Regions from separate parts of the Homo sapiens genome. Here region 1 is linked to region 2. A link is an interaction called in ENCODE POLR2A ChIA-PET data of the cell type or tissue named here. Cell type or tissue: OCI-LY7. All regions are shown on one strand. Links, peaks and the distances in the headings refer to the core of each region. The heading gives the core; the rest is flanking DNA.

What was found. ChIA-PET counts read pairs that join two places held together with the same protein. Peaks named below come from ENCODE experiments on the same cell type or tissue, not always from the same donor. Only the 100,000 strongest peaks of a DNase experiment are listed, where the experiment ranks them.
Region 1: POLR2A ChIA-PET joins it to region 2 with 6 read pairs; 2 of 35 experiments call an interaction of 5 or more read pairs at or near these places.

The regions. Positions count from the first base shown.
Region 1 is chr16:3,614,526-3,619,910 of GRCh38, reverse strand. It overlaps a transcript of DNASE1 not described here. Among named protein-coding and RNA genes, the nearest start is that of SLX4, 5.6 kb to the right of the region's middle. In OCI-LY7, for the core only: no CTCF peak of the experiment used is centred there; no DNase peak of the experiment used is centred there; H3K4me3 peaks cover 2,783 bases; H3K27ac peaks cover 3,766 bases.
Region 2 is chr16:3,099,254-3,104,619 of GRCh38, reverse strand. It overlaps ZSCAN10 (zinc finger and SCAN domain containing 10), which reads left to right and starts at 5,326. Exons shown (of 6, transcript NM_032805.3): 1 at 5,326-5,366. RefSeq lists enhancers at 2,885-2,934, 2,569-3,269, 4,524-4,573 and a silencer at 4,304-4,363. In OCI-LY7, for the core only: a CTCF peak has its summit at 3,087 (motif pointing left); DNase peaks (open chromatin) are centred at 2,389, 3,089 and 4,289; H3K4me3 peaks cover 1,612 bases; H3K27ac peaks cover 742 bases.

The DNA.
Region 1 (5,385 bases), core at 274-5,273, 520 kb before region 2:
CATACATATGAATTTTCGTTATATTTATAACCAATCTGCTGACTCGATGAAATATTTAGTAGAGCTGTAAATGGAAATTAGAATTTTTAAAAATACTGAGGGCCAGGCGTGGTGGCTCACACCTATAATCCCAGCACTTTGGGAGGCCAAGGCAGGAGAACCACTTGAGCCCAGGAATTTGAGATCATCCTGGGCAACATAGCAAGACCTGTGTCTACAAAAAAAATTTTTTTTTTAATTACCTACAGGCGGCCAGGCACAGTGGCTCATGCCTGTAATCCCAGCACTTTGGGAGGCCGAGGTGGGCAGATCACAAGGTCCGCAGATAGAGACCATCCTGGCTAACACGGTGAAACCCTGTCTCTACTAAAAATACAAAAATGGAGCTAGGCGTGGTGGCGGGAGCCTGTAGCCCCAGCTACTCGGGAGGCTGAGGCAGGAGAATGGCATGCAACTGGGAGGCAGAGCTTGCAGTAAGCTGAGATCACACCACTGCACTTCGGCCTGGGCGACAGAGCGAGACTCTGTCTCCAAAAAAAAATAAAAAATAAAAGAAAGAAAGAAAATTACCCACAGGCCAGGCATTGTGGCTCATGCCTGTAATCCCAGCACTTTGGGAGGCCAAGGTGGGCAGATCACTTGAGCGCAGGAGTTTGAGATCAGCCTGGGCAACATGGCAAAACCCTTTCTCTACTAAAAATACAAAAAATTAGCCAGGTGTGGTTTTACATGCCTGCAGTCCCAGCTACTAGGGAGGCTGAGGCAGGAGGATCACTTGAGCCTGGGATGTGGAGGTTGCAGTGAGCTGAGATTGCCCCACTGCACTCCATTCTGGATGATAGAGTGTAACCCCGTCTCAAAAAAAAAAAAATTACCCAGGGGCCCTTCTAGCTCTAGCTACAGGTAGGCTGAGTCAGGAAGATAAGGAAGTTGGGAAGATCAGAAAGATCACTTGATCCCTGGCAGTCTGAGGCTGCCATGAGTCATGATTGTGCCACTGTACTCGAGCCTGGGCAACAGAAATGAGACCTTGTCACTAAAAAAAAATTACAAAACGGAAATAAGCAAATGTTCAGTGTAACATGTATTCCATTCTATACTACATTTTGTTCATTCATGCACTGAAGGGCATTTAGACTGAATATGAGGTGTACACGTTTTTGTTTGAGCATTTCTTCTTTTTGACGGAGTTTCATTCTTGTTGCCCAGGCTGGAGTGCAATGGCACCATCTCAGCTCACCATAAACTCTGCCTCCCAGGTTCAAGTGATTCTCCTGCCTCAGCCTCCCGAGTAGTTGGGATTCAGGCACCCACCACCAAGCCCGGCTAATTTTTATAGTTTTAGTAGAGACGGGGTTTCACCATATTGGCCAAGCTGGTCTCAAACTCCTGACCAGAGGTAATCCGCCCGCCTTGGCCTCCCAAAGTGCTGGGATTACGGGCGTGAGCCACCGCGCCTGGCCCTTAAACACTTTTTCAATTTTTTGGGACATATCCTTAGAAGCGGAATTGCTGAATCATATGATGATTTTATCTTTAACTTGTTCAGGAACCTCAAACTGTTTCCCACAGCAGCTGTACCATTTTACATTCCCTCCAGCAATGTATCAGAGTTCTAACTTCCTTACATCCTCACCAATACTTTTTTTTTTTTTTTTTTAGGAAATGGCTGTCCTACTGGCCATGAAGTGGTATCTCACTGCAGTTTCAATTTGCACTTCTCTAACGATTCATGATGCTGATCATCTTTTCATGTGCTTGTTGGCACCTGCCACTCTTTGGAATGTCTATTCAAGTCCTATGTCCATTTTTTTTTTTTTTTTTTGGTCTTGGCTTCTTCACAGGACAAGTTCTACCATGCCCATTTTCTGAGTTGTCTTTTCATTGAGTTGTAAAAGTTCTTTCTATATTGTGCTACTAGAATGTCTTAGTCCATTTGGGCTGCTCTTACAAAATACCACAGACTGGGTAGCTAATAAACAACAGAAATTCTCACTGTTCTGGAGGCTGGGAAGTCCAAGATCAAGGTGTTGGCAGACTCTGTCTGGTGAAGGCCCACTTCCTCTAATGGCAGAAAGGGTAGGGGGTTTCTCTCTTGGGCCTCTTTTCTTTTTTTAAAAAAATTTTTGTAAAAATGGAGTCTCACCTTGCTGCCCAGGCTGGTCTCAAACTCCTGGGCCCAAGCAATCCTCCCGCCTCCGCCTTCCAAAGTGCTGGGATTACCGGCATGAGCCACCACACATGGCCACAAGGGCCTCCATCCTTATCCTTATGCACTAATCCCATCACCTTGCGGTTGAGGCCTTCACATATGAATTGGGTGGGGGGAGACATAAACATTTAGACAGCAGCATAGATTCTTATCAGGTATATGATTAACAAATATCTCCCATTCTGTGGGTTGTCTTCTCATTTTCTTGATAGTATACTTTTACACAAAAAAGTTTTTAATTTTGATTAAATCCAATTCATTATTTTTTGTTGTTTCTGCTTTTAGTGTCATATCTAGAGTCTACTGCCAACTCCAAGGTCATAAAGATTTACCCTTGTAGTATTCTTTTTTTTTTTTTTTTTTTTTTTTTTTGAGATGGAGTTTCGCTCTTGTTGACTAGGCTGGAGCGTAGTGGTGCGATCTCGGCTCACCGCAACCTCCATCTCCCGGGTTCAAGCGATTCTCCTGCCTCAGCCTCCCGAGTAGCTGGGATTACGGGCGCACACCACCACGCCCTGCTAATTTTGTATTTTTAGTACAGACGGGGTTTCTCCACGTTGGTCAGGCTGGTCTCAAACTCCTGACCTCTGGTGATGCCAAAAGTGCTGGGATTACAGGGGTGAGCCACCACGCCCAGCCTACCCTTGTATTCTTCTAAGAGTTTTATAGTTTTCACTCTTCCATTGGGTCTTTGATCCATTCTGAGTTAATATTTGTACATGATATGAGGTAAGGGTCTAACTTCATTCTTTTGCATGTGATATCCTGTTATCCCAGCTCCATTTGTGGAAGACACTACTCTTTCACCATTGACTAGTCTTGGCATCCCGGACAAAATCAATTGCTCATAAATATAAGGGTTTATTTCTAGACTCTCAATTCTCTTCCACTGACCCATATGTCTATCCTTATGCTGGTACAGTACCACACAGTCTTGATTACTATAGCTTGTAATAAGTTTTGATATAAGGAAGTACGTTCTTGAAAAAGAACAAAGTGGCTATTTGGGTTTTGGGTATTAAGAGCCCCTTGCAATTACATATGAATTTATTTATTTATTTATTTAATTTATTTATTTGAGACACAGTCTCACTGTATCACCCAGGCTGGAGTGCAGTGTTGTGATCTTGGATCACTGCAACCTCCATCTCCTGGGTTCAAGGGATTCTCCCGCCTCAGCCTTCCAAGTAGCTGGGATTACAGGTACCTGCCACCACATCCGGCTAATTTTTATATTTTTAGTAGACATGGGGTTTCACCATGTTGGTCAGGCTGGTCTCGAACTCCTGACCTCAAGTGATCTGCCTGACTCAGACTCCCAAAATGCCGGGATTACAGGCGTGAGCCACCGCACCCGGCCAATTCCATATGAATTTTAACATCGGTTTTTCCACTTCTGCAAAAAAATTAAAACGTTGTTGGGATTTTGATAGGGATTATGCTGGTAGATGCTTTGGGGGGAGTTTTGCTGTCTGAAACCTCCCTTAAATTTGTCTAGCAGAACATATAGAGCAAAATCACACAAAGGCAGCAGTGGCAGGCAGCACACTGAAAGAAATGCAGTGTAACTCATCTCGAATAACTTTTGTATACTTATACACGTAAAAACAGTTATTTCCTGTCCTGATTTCACCAATTTTAGCAGTCTAGAAAATGTGACTATACAACAGTAAATAAAAGTTAACATGATCAAAGAACTCAGGAGACAATTCTTTCCTTGTTCAATCTGCTGTCTCCCCAACCCCTGTCAAGATAAAGGAGAGGGAGGTGGACAGGTTATGGCTTTACCATTTATAATCAAACCACAGACCTGGGATAAGGGCCCTTCAATTCATCCTCCCAACTGTTTAAAACATGAACTCAGTGGAAGATGCCAGAAGCTTTCAAAAAGGAAATATTCCAGGAGGGTAAGGACGTGATCATCACAGCATCTTCAACCTTTGCCTTTTTGCCCTGAACCCAAAAATTACCGACTCCTATGAACTGGGAAAACAGCACATCTATTTGGAATAACACAGTTTTTTCATGTACTTCTGCATCCATTTTCTCTTTCAGATAAACCCTGTAAGGTTTACCAAACACAAGGACTGTCTGCACCTTTTAGTATCTGACATCTTCTTTCATCTCCCTGGTTGTTCTGACAGTGCAGTGGGTTTCCGCCTCAAATGCTGACAGGGAACACACAATACTGTTCCTACTGAAATAACATCCATCTAGTAACACTGTTTCTGAACACTGCCCCTCAACTTAGTCATACTGGGTGACTTCTAACTAACAGCATGAACCCCAGGGCTTCTGCTGGAGTAACAGTCACAATAGGGTCCAGGACAAGGTGGCTGCCATTGTTCACCTTTAGCCCAAAGAAGCAGGTGCCCCAGTTATGGATGGCTTTGTTCATTGAAGGGAGGAATTATGTATAATTGGAAATCCCATGCACCACCCTGACCCAGCTCTTGCCATCTCTCTTATACTTAGCCTACAGTGTTTGTTCAGTTGGTGCTGGTTAAATGCAGTGCTTCTCAATCTTGAGACCATCAGAATCATCTGTGAAACTTTCAAAAGACACAGGTTGAAAGATTTATTCAGTAGGCCTAAGAGTAGTGTCCCAGCCTTTCCAATTAAAAAAAAAAAATTCCACAGGTGATTCAGTTGAGAATCTCAGGTTTAAGAAAACTCTCTTTTCTAAACCACACTTCAACTAATTTATTTTATGTAAATAAATAATATAGCCAGATTTGGGGTTGGGGGAGAGAGGTAGCAAAGACTTTCTTCACCAGGACTCTAAGAGATTTAAATCCTAAATAGGAAACAGGCACTTCATTTTCAGTCTGACTGGAAAACAGTAATTTCTACCATTACAATTATCCTTCATAACCCAGCCATGTCCATGTTTATTAGATGTTTAAAAAAATTTTCTGTATCCTATGATATTTTGAAATCTTAATAAATCTTGCTGGCAGGGAGACTGCCTCTCCCAGGTCTAATTCCTCAAGACAGTAAACAACTTACTTGGGAGCATGCCTCTCACAGGCAAGTCAGCCTCCCCCCTTTATCTAACTCTCACACACCAAGCCAGTATTTCTCCTGCCCTAAATCATCCATGGCCAGGTACCAAGCAACTAGAGACCACCCAAAGGCAAAGCGTGATGGAATTATTTAAATTATCCAATCCT
Region 2 (5,366 bases), core at 269-5,268:
TTTTTGTAAACGCTTTATACTTTTTTTTTTTTTTTAAAGAAACCAATTAAGGATGAGAACCAGGGCTCCTTCGATAAATGGCCAATTCTAGGACTCTGGTAAGAAATGTGAGAGATGAGCCTGGAGAATCTAGTAGTGCCCGGAAGGACAGGAATGCTGAACAAAACAAAAAAAAGTTAATGATGGGGCATGTTTTCATTTATTTATTTTTATTTTATTCTTCTTATTATTATTATTTTGAAATGGAGTCTCACTCTGTCACCCAGGCTGGAGTGCAGTAGTGCAGTCTCGGCTCACTGCAACCTCTGCCTCCCAGGTTCAAGTGATTCTACTGCCTCAGCCCCCCAAGTAGCTGGGATTACAGGCACACACCACCACGCCCAGCTAATTTTTGTATTTTTAGTAGAGATGGGGTTTCACCAGGTTGGCCAGGCTGGTCTTGAACTCCTGACCTCAGGTGATCCACCCGCCTCGGCCTCCCAAACTGATGGGATTACAGGCGTGAGCCACTGCGCCCGGCCACCCAGCTAATTTTTCAAAAATTTCTGTAGTGACAAGGTCTCACTATGTTGCCCAGGCTGGTCTCAAACTCCTGGGCTCAAGCGATTTTTCCGCCTCTCCAAGTGCTGGGATTACAGGTGTGGGCCACTGTACCCAGCCCTACTTCCTTCTTAATAGTATATTTCTAAGTAATAGCAGAATTGCCCAAATGAGCATCCTACAAGCAGTTGGCGCTGTGGAAACTCTATTATGTCTTGGGGGTGCCCAGTGCCCTGGCTTTCCCTGCAGTACACGATTCTGCACTTGCAAAGGGGAATGCCCCAAACAGGGAACTCTCTGCAGGTCTTGCTGGAATCAATAATATGTAAATACTAAAAACCGATGTATTGCCACTCTTTAAGCAATCACGTTGAAGATTGCTACTGGCAATAGAGCTTTCAGAGAGAATCACAAAGCAGAAAGTTCAAGGTCCTTTGAGAAGGAACTGACATGCAAATATTTTATGTTGTATGTTTGTTTTTTCTTTTTAGAAACAGAGTCTTGATATGTTGCTCAGTCTGGCCTCCAACTCCTGGGCTCAAGTGAGCCAATGCCTCAGCCTGCCATGGAGCTGGGACTACAGATGTGAGCCATTGCACCTGGCTTATGCTGGGAGTTATTCAGAATCATATGCTTTGGCACCACCTTGCAGTAAGAAAACTAAGATGCATAACCAGTTAGAAGGGCCTCACTCCTTATAGGGGTCTCAGAGCAGGGCCAAGACGGTCCTGAACAAGCCATGCTGGGACCACCCCCAGGACAAACGATGGATGTAGGTTCAACACTCTCTTTTTCTGTGGCCTGTATAGGGACCAAAATACTTTCCTAGCACTGTTCAGTCTTTGCAGCTGGAACATGGTTCTTTTTTTTGTTTGTTTGTTTGTGTGTGTGTGTGTGTTTGTTTTTGAGACAGGGTCTGGCTCTGTCTTCCAGACTGGAGTGCAGTGGTGGGATCATGGCTCACTGCAGCCTCAACCACCTGTGCTCAAGTGATCCTCCTGACTCAGCCTCCTGAGTAGCTGGGACTACAGGCACGCACCACCATGTGCAGCTAATTTTAAAATTTTTTGTAGAGACGGGATCTCACTGTGTTGCTCAGGCTGGTCTCAAACTCCTAGGCTCAAGAGATCTTTCCACCTCAGCCTCCCAAAGTGCTGGGATTAGAGGTGTGAGCCACTGCACTGGCCTGGACTGTGGTTCTAAGTGCTCACCCTCCCAAATCCCAAATCAACAAAAATTCTGCTGACTGGGAGTGACCTACCTTCTGGGTAGACCTTTTTTTTTTTCTTTTTTTTTTTTCTTGAGACGGAGTCTCGCTGTGTCACCAGGCTGGAGTGCAGTGGTGCGATCTCAGCTCACTGTAATCTCCGCCTCCTGGGTTCAAGCAATTCTCCTGCCTCAGCCTCCCGAGTAGCTGGGACTACAGGCGCCCGCAACCACGCCCAGCTAATTTTTGTATTTTTAGTAGAGACGGGGGTTTCACCATGTTGGCCAGGCTGGTCTTGATCTCCTGGCCTCAGGTCATCCGCCTGCCTTGGCCTCTCAAAGTGCTGGGATTACAAGAGTGATCCACGGTGCCTGACCTTGCCGGGCCTTTAAAATCATAAATTTGCTGCAAATCAAGCTGCCCCGGCTCCATTTACTCACTTCCCCGGTGTCCCCCGGGGCTCCTTCCTCACTTCCCATCTCCCCTTCTTCCCTGCAGAGGTTTTAGGTTCCTGATCATTTCAGGAAGCAGCTGTGTTCTCCAGGGGAAAGGCGAGGTCCTAAGGCAACCCAGTGCCCTGCACTCCGCCTATTGTTATTCGTCTTCCGCCCTCCAGCAGCCACAATAGTCTTTCCCCGCAGGAAACACCACAACTCTGAGGTCCCAGAACCGCCCCAAAGCCACAAAAGGCTATTGAGTGCTTTAAATGGGGCGAGTCGGAGCTCAGACGTGCTCTCGCTGTAAAATGCACACTGGATTTTGAAGACTTTTATGAGAAAAAAGAATGTGCAGCCTCTCATTAGCAAATTTCTGTATTTGTTGAAATAATATTTTGGATATAACGAGTTAACTAAATCGTATTATTAAAATTAATCGCTGGCCGGGCGCGGTGGCTCATGCCTGTAGTCCCGGCGCTTTGGGAGGCCGAGGCGGGCGGATCAACTGAGGTTGGGAGTTCGCGACCAGCCTGACCAACATGGAGAAACCCCTTCTCTACTAAAAATACAAAATTAGCCGGGTGTGGTAGTGCACGCCTGTAATCCCAGCTACTCGGGAGGCTGAGGTAGGAGAATTGTTTGAACCCAGGAGGTGGAGGTTGTGGTGAGCCGAGATCGGGCCATTGCACTCCAGCCTGGGCAACAAGAGCGAAACTCCGTCTCAAAAAAAAAAAAAAAAGAAAATTAATCGCATCTGTTTCCTTTTACCTCTTTAATGGTGGCTACCAGAAAATTTTAAATTGCGGCTGTGGGTGGCACCACACTTCTCTTGAAGGACACTACTCCAAAGGTTCCCCGTCCCACTCCGCACAGTTGACCCCAACCCAGTAGGGAACCACACTCTCTTTAACGCCCCCTAGCGTCAGGTACGGATTCATACACGTTTATTATCTTTCAGGTCTCAGTGCTTTTGCAAACCTTCTCTTCTACAACCCTCTCCTGCAATACATCTGGGAGGTGGGATCATCGTTCACACATTACAGAGGAGGCAGTGATGGTTTTCAAATGAAAAGTGACTTCGCCAAGGACACATGCAGCTGGGCTGTGGAGGGCCTAGTCTGTCTCCTTTTTCCATCCCTCGTTTATTTCCAGAGCTGTTCCTACACCTGAAAAGCGCCACTCCCCCTGCACACCCTGGCAGACAACCGGATTCGATGGCCCTGGCAGCCCGAACGCCAACAAACACCCAGTGTCTTTCTGAAGCGACCATAAGCCATTCGAGGAAACACGCACGGGGTCCTGCTTGTCCTGGCCTTGTCCCCAATGCCCAGGGCAGTGAGAGCAGCTCTACACGGAGGCCAGTCCCTGAGGCTTCCTCGGTGGCCTCAGACCTCGGAGTACACACGTGCAGTCCTTACCTCCCAAAGATAAACCTAACCTCTCACTCTGCTCTTCACCTACTTCAGACTGCTGTCCCATATATGGTCACCAGAGACATATGAGAACCACTAGAGATAGCCCCAAACTGAAAACTGCCCACGGGCTACCCATAGCAGAATGAATAACTGATGTAATGAGGAAAATCATTCAGCAACGAGAGGGAAAGAACGCTCGATGGCATGGAGTCCCAGCTGTAGTCCCAGCTCCTTGGTAGACCGAGATGGGAGGATCACTTTAACCCAGGAGTTTGAGTCCAGCCTGGGAGATATGGCAAGACCTTGTCTCTAATAAAATAAAATAAGTGGAATTGGGAAAATTACAATTTTAAAAGAAACAAAAATTTTTAGTAGAGATGGGGTTTCACCATGTTGTCCAGGCTAGTCTTGAACTCCTGACCTCAGGTGATTAAAGAGGCTGAGTGCGGTGGCTCATGCCTGTAATCCCAGCACTTTGGGAGGCCAAGGCAGGTGGATCACCTGAGTTCAGGAGTTCAAGACTAGCCTGGCCAAAATGATGAAACCCCATCTCTACAAAAAAAAAAAAAAAAAAAAAAATGAACCGGGCATGATGAGACAGGCCCCACGCCTCTCGCTTCCGAGACTGTAATGGCTGCCTGGTCCCGCCAAGGCCACACCCGCTCCGGCGCTACAGCACCCCGCCCCGCCCCGGACACGCCCCCTCCGTCCCTACAGAACCCCGCCCCGCCCCTTGGCCTTCAGGCCCACTTCCCTGGGGGCGGGGTTTTCTGGCCCCGCCCCTGAACAAACTATGGAGTGGGAGGAGCCCGCGACTGGGAGAGCGAGGCGCGGGACGCGGGGAATGCAGAGCAGACCAAGGAGAAAGACCGTCGTACGAAGGGAGCACTAGACAACTGAAGTAGGAACAGGATGAGCTCAGGTGTTAAGTGCAGGAAAACAAAGACCCGTCAGATGAGCCAGTCAGGAGGGTCCTGGCCCCAACGGACCGAGGGGTCTAGGCCGGGGGAACGGCCAACACCTGAGAGGTGGTCCTGGCTCCCCGGGGGCTCAGAACGCTCAGGAAGGCACCAGCTGCAGCCAAGGGCACAACCCAAGAAGGCACCTTAAGCACAGGGATGGAATTAGTTTGGGGCCAAACGCTGTTGGTTAGGTCACTTCCCTCCCGGGGAGCCCTTGCTTCGTCATCGGTAAAGTTGGGACAAAAGCCACCTGGCAGGACTTGGGAGGACTTTAGGTGACCGTGTAGATGGAGCAAACTCTGCCCCATCACATCCTCCTCTTCCATTTTTTCCTAGCACCGTCGCTGCTCCTTTGCCCTAGAATGTAAGCCCCTGAGAGCAGGGCCTCATTCCTTCAGTTTCTCTCTGTGTCCTTAGCCCCTGCTTTGTAACAGTGCCTGGCACACAGGAGGCCATTGCAAAGAGTAGTCACGTGAATGAAAAGCCTAGCAAAGAAGCCAGCACACTGTGGGCATTTAAAAATGGCAGCTCTTAGCCCAAAGGAAAGACGGGCAGACCTGCAAGGGGCACCAGGCCAGTCTTGATTTGGGAGGTGGTTACACTCTCACACAGGCTGGGATTGAAATCTGGATTTCTCACTTTGTCTTCATGTCACTGGCCCCGCCCTCTTCCCATCCCGCTCCCAAACTGGGAGCTTAAGGGTTAACTCTAGGAAGCCCCTCATCACCTGGATGGGATGGGACTGGGGCAAGGAACTTCCTGTTCCATTTTCCCAGAGCCCTTCCCCAGGCTGGCGGAGGCTGGC